2 separate regions of the Homo sapiens genome follow, and region 2 is linked to region 1. Evidence: chromatin loops called from intact Hi-C (ENCODE). Cell type or tissue: PC-9. All regions are shown on one strand.

The links. A loop is a pair of places that touch in the nucleus more often than their neighbours do. Peaks named below come from ENCODE experiments on the same cell type or tissue, not always from the same donor. Only the 100,000 strongest peaks of a DNase experiment are listed, where the experiment ranks them.
Region 2: a loop joins it to region 1, with 18 times the contacts of the local background. A loop is called at or near these places in 2 of 110 quality-filtered maps.

What each region holds. Positions count from the first base shown.
Region 1 is chr16:20,847,525-20,852,524 of GRCh38, reverse strand. REXO5 (RNA exonuclease 5) reads right to left here. Exons shown (of 20, transcript NM_030941.3): 20 at 2,860-3,126. The coding sequence ends at 3,045. Among named protein-coding and RNA genes, the nearest start is that of REXO5, 43 kb to the right of the region's middle. In PC-9, CTCF peaks have their summits at 2,264 and 2,470; a DNase peak (open chromatin) is centred at 704; H3K27ac peaks cover 1,289 bases.
Region 2 is chr16:22,318,992-22,323,991 of GRCh38, reverse strand. POLR3E (RNA polymerase III subunit E) reads right to left here. Exons shown (of 21, transcript NM_018119.4): 14 at 1,061-1,142. Among named protein-coding and RNA genes, the nearest start is that of POLR3E, 24 kb to the right of the region's middle. RefSeq lists enhancers at 1,183-1,732, 1,733-2,280. In PC-9, CTCF peaks have their summits at 2,364 and 2,564 (motif pointing right); a DNase peak (open chromatin) is centred at 2,551.

The DNA.
Region 1 (5,000 bases):
AAAAAAAGCAGGATGCCAATCTAAAGGGTATTCAAATAAGCAGACATTAAATATACAATGAAAAATTTTAAATGGCAAAAATTTGAAAGAAATCTATGCTAGTAAACAGTAAAATCCTTTCTGGAGTTAAAAGCATGTGTTCGTACTCTTTAACCCAATAATTTCACTTAGGCACTTTTCCTAAAAGAAATATCTCCCAAGGATGTATGTGCAAGGATATCACTGGCAGCATCATTTGGGAACAACTTCCAAGGTCAACAAAAGGGACTGTTTTAGAAATTATGGCATACATCAATGCTAGAATATTACACAGCTATTAAAACTCTGCTTTTGAATAATAGAATTTCTATCATCATGGAAAAAGTTGATCGATTATAAAATATTGGCAGTCATTGACTGTTGATGGTGGGATCAGTTGTGATTTAAATTTTTCTGTATTTTTCAAATTTTCATTAATAGGTTTCCTTTTAATAGGGAAGAGGTTATTTACAAAAAGGGGGGCAAAAAGAAATGAACAACCCCCCCTATGGTCAAGGAGACCAGAAAATGGGAGTAATGTGTTCAAAGCCTAAACCATGAGTTCTGTAAAAGCCCTTGGAGTTGCTTTTCCCCCATAAGAAGCTGCTTCTCCAGCAGCTGCCTTGGCAGCTCTGCGCTGGCTGCCTAGAAGGGTGTGGGAGGAAAAATGCACAAACGCACTTATGAATGGAATGTGTGTTTTGCAAGAGGCCAAGTTGGCAGCTTTGGCTTCCAAAAGGTGGAGCATCAGGCTAAAGAACAGAGTGTGCAGACTGAAGTCTCAGAGGCCTTGTAGTGCAGGCCCATCTCTGCAGAGTTCTGGAGTTGGATCCCTGGGGAAACCTCCACCCCTACCCTTTTTCCTAAGAAAAAGATGGCCTTGGCTATTCTTGAGAGCAAGTGGAGTGCTCTTGGTACAGGGAGATGATCCCTAGTAAAATAGTATGTCATTTATTCAGCACTCAATCTTGACTTTTCCTAGTTTAATCCTCATAACCTTATGAAGTACTAATTTCCCCTATTTTAAAGGTGAGGAAACAGGCCCAGAGAGGGAAATTAATTCACACATAGTGCATTACTGTGTTATTTTCCACAAATGTCTCAATAATCAAAATAGTTATTTCCTTATTTTATACAGCTGTGGAAATAGCCTCAAATGAGGTTAAGTGACTTGCCCCAAAATACTCAGGTGTGTGTGGGAGGTGAAGCTCCAACCCAGGCCTCTTCATATCCGAGGCAGACACTTAATTTATCTCTCAGGACTTGAGCCTCAAGAGGTAAACAGCAGCTAAGCTCTCACAGCTTTGGAGCTCAGCTGGGCAGGAAGGAACCCAACAACACTGTCAGTTTCAAGTTGTTCTCAGGGCCTTGCAGCGGAAGTTGGCAATTCACCTAGGGAACTTTCCTCCTGATGAAGGGACTTGAATCAAGTTGCGGTGTCTGATCCCAAGTCAAGCTCTTCAGTTCTGGTTCCACATAGGGCCAGATCTTACAGAAGCTACATTTAAACTTTCATATAGGACCAGATCTTATGAAGCTACATTTATAAGATTAAACACTGCTCCAACTGCCCAACCCTAAGAGTTAATTTTAAGTAGAATTATCTTTCTCTTCTTTTCTTCTCCTGACAGCAGGTGGTAAGAATTATTTTCCAATTATAAAAGCAATATATGTTGAATGTTAAAAAAAATCGAGTCTACAACAGAAAAGCATTTGTTAAAACCTGATTTGTCAATGGCACTAGCCATAGATAAATACTATTAACGTTTTGGCATATAGCCTTGCAGGTTTTGTTAGAAGCCTATGTATAGCTTTGTATATTTTCTCCTACAAAAGTGTACTCAAACTACATGCTATTCTGTATCCCTCCAGACTTCATACAACAAATAATATACAGTACTGTGAATGTATAATCTCACTAATCTGTAATCCTCTCGGATACATACCATTATTATCCCAAGCACAGAAATGTTAAGCAATTTATTCAAGTTCACACAATAATTTAAAAAGCTGGGATTCAAAGTCAAGCATTCTGGATCCAGAGGTCTACTGCCTCTTCTTGAAGATCTCTTTCACCGAAGATTTTATTTACTCTCTCTCACACACACATTAGAACTGGCTACCTAGAACTCCATTGTAATAACCCTCTGATAGCTCCTTCATTACATGTTTTTGTGTAGCTATCCTAGTATCCTAGGATAATGCTGTAGAATTGCAGGGTCTCAGTGTACAGAGCAATTTACGAGGTTTTTGGGTATGATACATACTGTATGCCAGATTCATCTTTTCTGGAGGGCAGTTAATATTTCTAGTAGTTTTGGAATTGGGTGCCTATGCCCCATGTCCTTTCCAACACAGATTGTTATCAGTTTGAGAGTTGATTAAAACGGCTTTTACTGAATTTCAAGTTTCCAGTTCCTAGAGGGAGAGATGGTGTGATGGAGGCACCTACTGGTGAAGGGTGGCACTGCAGTCATGTTCTGAAGGGAAGGAGGATTCCTAAACGTGGAATGGAAGGGGTTTCCAGGGCTGGTTAAAAAAACTAAAAGAATCTTCCACTCCACTGCCTGGTGGACTTGCCAGATTTCTCAGTTCAGCTATCATTGTCCTTCAATTTTTTAAGAGTTGTCAATAAGAAAACAGTTTAAAGAAATTTGCTTCACAGACATTACAACTTTGACAAATTGCATAATCGGCTGGTTTTCTGAGTAATCACTCCTCTTGGTTTCCTTAGCAGTATATACCACGTAATAGGGGTGCTACATGGAATGAGCACCTTGTACCGCACCTATGCACATAAACTCAATGACACAAAGAAACAATCTGTGGACATCCCCATACTATGCTTGAACTTTAGGCATTTATTGAAAACTTATACATGCCATATAAACAAACTAAACTCTTTTAGCTGCTATACCAAGTTTCCATAAAGCTGTCTGCTGGTTGGGGAGGCTACAGCCTGACCACATTCTTTGCCATTGCCTACAAGGGGTAAGAAATGGCACATGGAAACATGGCAGGCCGACTCACGAACACAGGCCTGGGCCAGCGCTTTCTTCTTCCTCTTTTATTCCCATCAGTCCTAGACCAGAGAGTGAACCATGAGTGCTGCAATAAATAAGAAACAAAGGTATGTTTTTATCCATAAGGTTGAATGAATGGTTATAAATGCCTAGTTAGAGGAGATATTTTTCCAAGTATGTGTGTGTGCCATGGGGCAAGGGCAGGAAGGTTTATGGAAAGCTGCCTGCTGAAGATGGTTTAATGGAAAAAGCACTGATGAGTCTCAGAGGTCTAGATTCAAATCCTACCTTTACCAATTAAGAGATATGAGGCATATCTATAAAACTATGAAATATTTAAATTACTATCTCACAGGGATTTGGTGAAGACTATCGACAATAGCAAACATACACTGAGCACTTACTACATGCCAAGAGTTGTTCTAAGCACTTGTCTCATTTAATCCTCAAAACTGCTCACTGATGTAGGTACAAGTGTTATCCTCATTTAAAAAATAAAAAAGCTCATAGACATTATATGACTTGCTGAAGTCACACAACTGTTAAGTGACAGAACCAGGATATCAATAATAGCAATCTGTCATTAGATCCCTTATAAGTTGCTGTTAAAGAGTCTTAGTCTTTGTTCATTCCATACTTTTGTAGCACCTGCTAGGTGCCAGAGGCTGTTTAAAAAAGTTACAAAACATTAACTTATTTAACAATGTTTGTTGTAAAAAACCTGGTGTGGTGCTTGGAATTTAGGAGCCTTCAATACTTGTTAGTTCCCTGCCACCTTGTAATGAATATTCATGGAACTGGGTCAGCGTTGAGGAGCTCTCTGAGGCAAAGCAGGTAGAAATGAGCAAAGACAAACACAGAATCTGTCTCCACCTGATGTATGAACTTAAACATGCAAACACTAGACTTTTGTGTATGGAGAACTAGAGCTTTGAGGGCAGGAGAGTTGCTCTGGAGTCAGACACACCATCAGGGTACAAGTCCTGACTATGCACTTACTAGCTATGTGACCCTAGGAAAATTGGTTAATCTGAGACTTTTTCTCCACTTGTTCAGTAAAGATTCTGACAACCTCAACCAAAAATGCATATAGAAGCATTTAGCACAGTACCTGGGTTTAATACATTACTGTTGTTTTCAATATTAATTTAAGAAGCTACCAAAAATGTAAGGATTAAGAGCTGCATCAAGACCCCAGCCTAAGGAAACCTTCTATTGTTTTTGCTATTCCTTTTTTCCCCAACGTTTCCCAAGAGTATCTGCTGCCATCACGGACACAACTGCACAAACAAGGCCCAGAGAAGTCAGTCACACAGCAAGCTTCCACAGCCTGGGGAAATGCATGCTACTGCTGCTGAGTTTGATCAATATGTCTACAGAAATCAGAATGTGACTTTTAAAGGATAGGAGTAGTTCAGGTTTCTTCACCACAGGATTTGCTGCTTCCAGGGGGTGCTTAATTCTACTGACTTGTCAAACTTAGGACCTTTGTCTCAGTCACAACTTAAGTGTTTTTGCTCCCTGACCCCAGCACTTCCTCCTCTGGCTTCACCCTCTGTGGAACATCCAGGAAGAACAATGATTTGGGCTACTCTTGACTTAGTTTACCTAAACAATGGTGGACTGTAATCTAAGTATTCTACGTGAGAACATGAAAACCCAGTCCACCTACCACCATACACTGCCCCTGAGGAGCAAGTCTGTCTGTTCCCCAGAGCCCACATCTTAACCAAAAAGCTTTTACTGGCAACTTGTGGTCACTTTTTAACCTGTTCCTGTTAGCTTACCCACAAGCCTGTTTAAAGTATGTTGGTCTAAGATTTTTTTTCCCCTCAATGTAAGCACCTAATACTTGTTTCTGCTTTTCAGAGAAAGCGGTTCTTTCAAAGGTGCCCAGTAGGTAGACCATCTCCCTAATGGTCCTCAGATGCATGTTATAAGAACTTTATGCTAGGAAAT
Region 2 (5,000 bases), 1.5 Mb before region 1:
GCTGCTAATGGCTGGTTGGAGGCCGCCCATCCTTCCAGAAGCTCTCAGCCCCCTGCAGCCCCCACTCTGCCTCAACAGCTCCCCTGCACTCTGATTAGATTTGTGGGGTGACTGGGAGAGAGAAGGGTGGCTGGCTGAGAGACACAGGGAATGGATGACTATCACCTACGCTAACATAGACTGGACCACACCCCCACCAAGCCGCCAGTTCTGACAGTGTCTACACACTGGAGCGGGGCGGGCAGGGGCAGCTGGGGGCAAACGGCACTGTATCTGGGGAGGCAAGCCTGGGAGTGGTGATTGTTACATGCTGACCCCTAGGAGCAAAGATGCTGCTCGGGCACCTGGACACCGACTGCCCAGAGGAGTTGGGGAGGCTCCTTCAGGAAGAGAAGAGGCAGATGCTTCCTTCAGCTTAAGGGCTGCCTTGTGACTGGGACGGCACACCAGCGTGCCAAGGGGTGTGGGACAGCTCCTGGGCAGCACGTTTCAGCCAGCACCAAGCCTAGGAAGACTGTGGCTCCCAGCTGCATGGAGTTCCAGGCCTTGGGAGGGAGGCCATGGGTGGGGTGATGGGAAGAAGGGAGACACCAGCTCAGGAGTCCCAAACTCCAGGGACAGGCACAAGGGAGGCAAAGGCACCTGGGACTGTGGTGAACTGGAGACCGCCAGCGCCTTGTGGGGAAGTGGCCCCAGGGGTGTCAGGGAGTCCAATTACCCTTGACAGCTAGACATCTGTCTAGCATCAAGATTTTTTTTACATCAAAATTTCAATTTATAAAATCTGACAACCAAGGCAATATTTCTAAACCACCACTCAGGCCGAATGAAACGTGCTTCTTGACCCACCCCCCGACTGCGCTAGAGGAACTGGAAGGTTCTTTCCAGCCCGAGACTCCAGGCTTCTGAGAGGAAGGAGGAGAAAGGCAGAGGCCAGGGCCTCCTCACACACCCGCCTCCACCTGGAGCCTCTGCCGGGCCCCGGTCTTCAGAAGCCCTGCACCGCTGCCCCCCTCTTCCCACGCCCCCACCGTGAGTCCAGAGAACCCAAGGTACTTACAACGAAGTCTCGGCCCCTGCAGAGCACCTCAGCAGGCACGCCGCTGTGAGGGCTGGACGAGTCCTTGGGGTATAGGATGTCACTGCCAATGCAGGTGAGGATGGCAGGTCAGTCCCTGCCCTGAGCCCCCTCTACCGCTACCCCTCCCGGCCAAGCCCCAGTCCATGCTTCTTTCCACCGTGGGCTGGGTACAGGCCTGAGCCCCAAGACCTCCCCTTAGGAGCCACATCTGTGAACACAGACATGGGAAAGAAGCACCCCTCTACCCCACACATCCCCCCAGTTCTTCCTCTTATTACCCCTCAACCCGCCATGCACACCAGCCTCATCCTAAGACCCCTGCACATTCAGGGAGAGGTCACGGGCTCAGAGACAGACAAGGTGAGGAACAGCCCGGGACCTCAAGGAGCCCAGGACTCTGGAAGACAACTGGTCCCTGCACGTGACACCAAGAGAACCAGGGATGAAGCCATCTGCAAGCCCTTGGCCACCTGCTGAAAGGGGCAGGTGGGCATGAACCGAGGTCAGAGGCAGGGGAGGCATGTTAGCCCTCGGAGAGAACAGGCTCAGCACTCAAGGTTCAGGGAACTTCAGAGGAAAGGCCGGGGCCTTGGACAGCAGGGCACGAGAATCTCCAGAGTGTAGCCCTGACCCAGCTCCAGCCACAGGCCCTGCAACCCCGGCTCAGCCCCTGCTGCGGCACCTGTGCTCTGACTGTCCCTCCCTCTGCTGCCAAGCCCTCCTCCTCCCCCTGCTCAGGTCCACCTGGCAACCAACTGTCACTCATCCTGCAAGGCCACGCTCTGTGGGGACACGGACTCTGCCGATGTGGCTCATCGCTGCCACCACAGCGAAGGTACCTATTAAGTGTGTGCTGACCAAACAAACCTGGTCCATGCCATGATCTCTGCATTCAGGGAGCTCAAATGTAACAGCCGCCATCCCCAGGGGCAGTGTCTGAATGAGAGCCCGGTCCATGGCACAGAACGAGCAGTCTAGCCATAGTGACTGAATGGAGGCATGGATTTTGCATTGTCTCCTCACAGGCACACACAGGACCCTCACCCAGGGGCCCCTGACATGGCAGCATGGGCAGCAGCAGAGTAGGGCTTACAGAAGTGCCGGGGCAGGTGAAATGCCCACAGTCCCCAAGTCCCTACCTTCCAGTCCCCAGGACAGGGCGAAACTAAAAGGGGCAGCACCTCCAGGGGACACATGCAGTGCTGGGTGCAGAGCCCAGGGCTGAGCCATGAGGCTTAGGTTTTAACAGGGCTCTGCGGCTGCCTTGCTGCAAGACTTTTGGCAAGTCCCATGCCTCTCTGGGCCAGTGTCCTCAGGTGTGTGACGGGAGGACCCCTCTTGGCTTTCATTCACTTATGGTGTAAATATACACACGTGGTCCTATGTAATACGCGATGCGCCATTGCAAAAGCCTTCCATGATGAAAACGTGTAACAAAGGACAACAGCCGCAAGGTGCTGACAAACTGCGCTGGGCACCTGTGGAGCAGTGCAAGGGCGCCACCAGGTGGCAGTAACACGAATATACTCTACAACTATGAGGAGCTTTCAAGGCATTGTATTTTCTTAAAATGTTCAACATTTCACATTTTGTCACATTGCTCACCTTAAACTACATTACTTAAAAAGTGAGTTATTAATGCAATTAATGCTACATCATTCAGAATCAATATAATTCAAGTAAAACGTAGCCACATTATTTACCAAGGGTCTGCACTGGTAATATCCAGGCATTATTCCGGGTACTGGGAACATAAAGCAGGAGTCAAAACAGACATCCCTAATCCCTTGAAACTGATGGTCTCGTGGAGGCAGCACATGGTCTAGGGGAGGATTCGCCGAAGAGAAACCACTGAAAGGCATCAAGCCCCACGCTCAAGACCTGTGATCCCCAGCAGAGTATGTAAAAAATTCACACTTAAAGACACATCTAAACGAACCCGTAGAAAACCAAAAACAGAGAAACTCCTAAAAGCAGCCAGAGGAAAACAAAGGCAGGCTGCCTTCAAAGGAATAAGAACAAAACTGCCAACAGAAACAATGAAGTCGGAACACAACAAAATCATATCAACGCGTGGAAAGGAAAATAACCACCAATCTAGAATTCTAGAACAAAGGTGAAATAGACATTTCCAGACACACAAAAACCAAGGAAATGCATCACCAACAGACCCACATTAAAGGAAATACTATAGCATTCTTTAGGCAGAACGAAATGATCCCAGATAGAAACTTAGAGATGCAGAAAGAAATGATGACTAAATTATAAACATGCGAGTAAAGAATATTGATTGACTGGATACAGTAATGTCTTATGGGGCTGAAAACATACAGAGAATTAAAATACACCAGGCCGGGCACGGTAGCTCACGCCTGTAATCCCAGCACTTTGGGAGGCCGAGATGGGTGCATCACCTGAGGTCAGGAGTTCAAGACCAGCTGGCCAACACAGCAAAACCCTGCCTCTTCTAAAAATACAAAAATTAGCCGGGCGTGGTGGCAAGCGCCTATAATCCCAGTTACTTGGGAGGCTGAGGCAGGAGAATCGCTTAAACCCGGGAGACAGAGGTTGCAGTGAGCTGAGACTGTGCCACTGCACCCCAGCCTGGGCAAGAGAGAGAGACTATCTCAAAAAAAAAATAAAAATACACCAATCCTGTGCTCTCTTCGGCAGTACATATACTAAAATTGGAACACTAGAGAAGATTGGCAAATTAAAAAGGTAAAAAAATATATATATACCAATCTAGCAGTGTGTAAGTATGAGGATAGATATAAAATATTCTAAGATCTCTGAATAGATTGGAATGGGGTAAAAAGCAGCAATTAACATTAAAATGTGTTAAGTCATGAATGTAAGCTGAAAACTGTAGGGTAATCAATATATGAGCCCAAACAGTGTAACTTCCAAGTTAGCAGGAAAAAATAGAAACAGAAATGAATCCAGCAGATGGTAAGAATGATATAAAAATCCAATGTAGGCAGGACAAAGGGTACTACAGGGTGACTATAATTAAGAACAATTTATTGTATAATTTTAAATAGCTAGAAAAGTGAAGTTTGAATGTGCCCAACACAAAAATGAGAAATGTTTGAGGGGATAGATATGTTAATTGCCCTGATTTGATCATTACATTGTATACATGTATTTAGATTTCACACTGCCCCCATAAATATGTACATTATGTGTCAATTTAAAAAATGTTTAAATGCGGCCAGGCACAGTGGCTCACACCTGTAATCCCAGCACTTTGGGAAGCCGAGGCGGGCAGATCACGAGGTCAGGAGATGGAGACCATCTTGGCTAACACAGTGAAACCCCATCTCTACTAAAAATACAAAAAATTAGCTGGGCGTGGTGGCGGGTGCCTTGTAGTCCCAGCTACTCGGGAGGCTGAGGCAGGAGAATGGCGTGAACCCGGCAGGCAGAGCTTGCAGTGAGCCGAGATCGCACCACTGCACTCCAGCCTGTGGGACAGAGCGAGACTCTGTCTCAAAAAAAAAAACAAAAAAACAAAAAACAGTTTAAATGCAATGTAGGCAGGACAAATAGAAAGCACTGTAGATTTAAACCCAAAGCACTAGTAACTGCATTAAATTTAAAAGGACCAAATGCTCCCATTAAGAGAATACAGCGTAGGCCGGGCCCGGTGGCTCACGCCTATAATCCTAACACATTGGGAGGTCGAGGTGGGTGGATCACTTGAGGTCAGGATTCGAGACCAGCCTGGCCAACATGGTGAAACCCGTGTCTACTAAAAACACAAAGATTAGCTGGGCATGGTGGCGGGCACCTATAATCCCAGCTACTCAGGAGGCTGAGGCAGGAGAGTTGCTTGGACCTGGGAGGGAGAAGTTACAGTGAGCCGAGATTGCGCCACTACACACCAGCCTGGGCAACAAGAGTGAAGCTCTGCCTC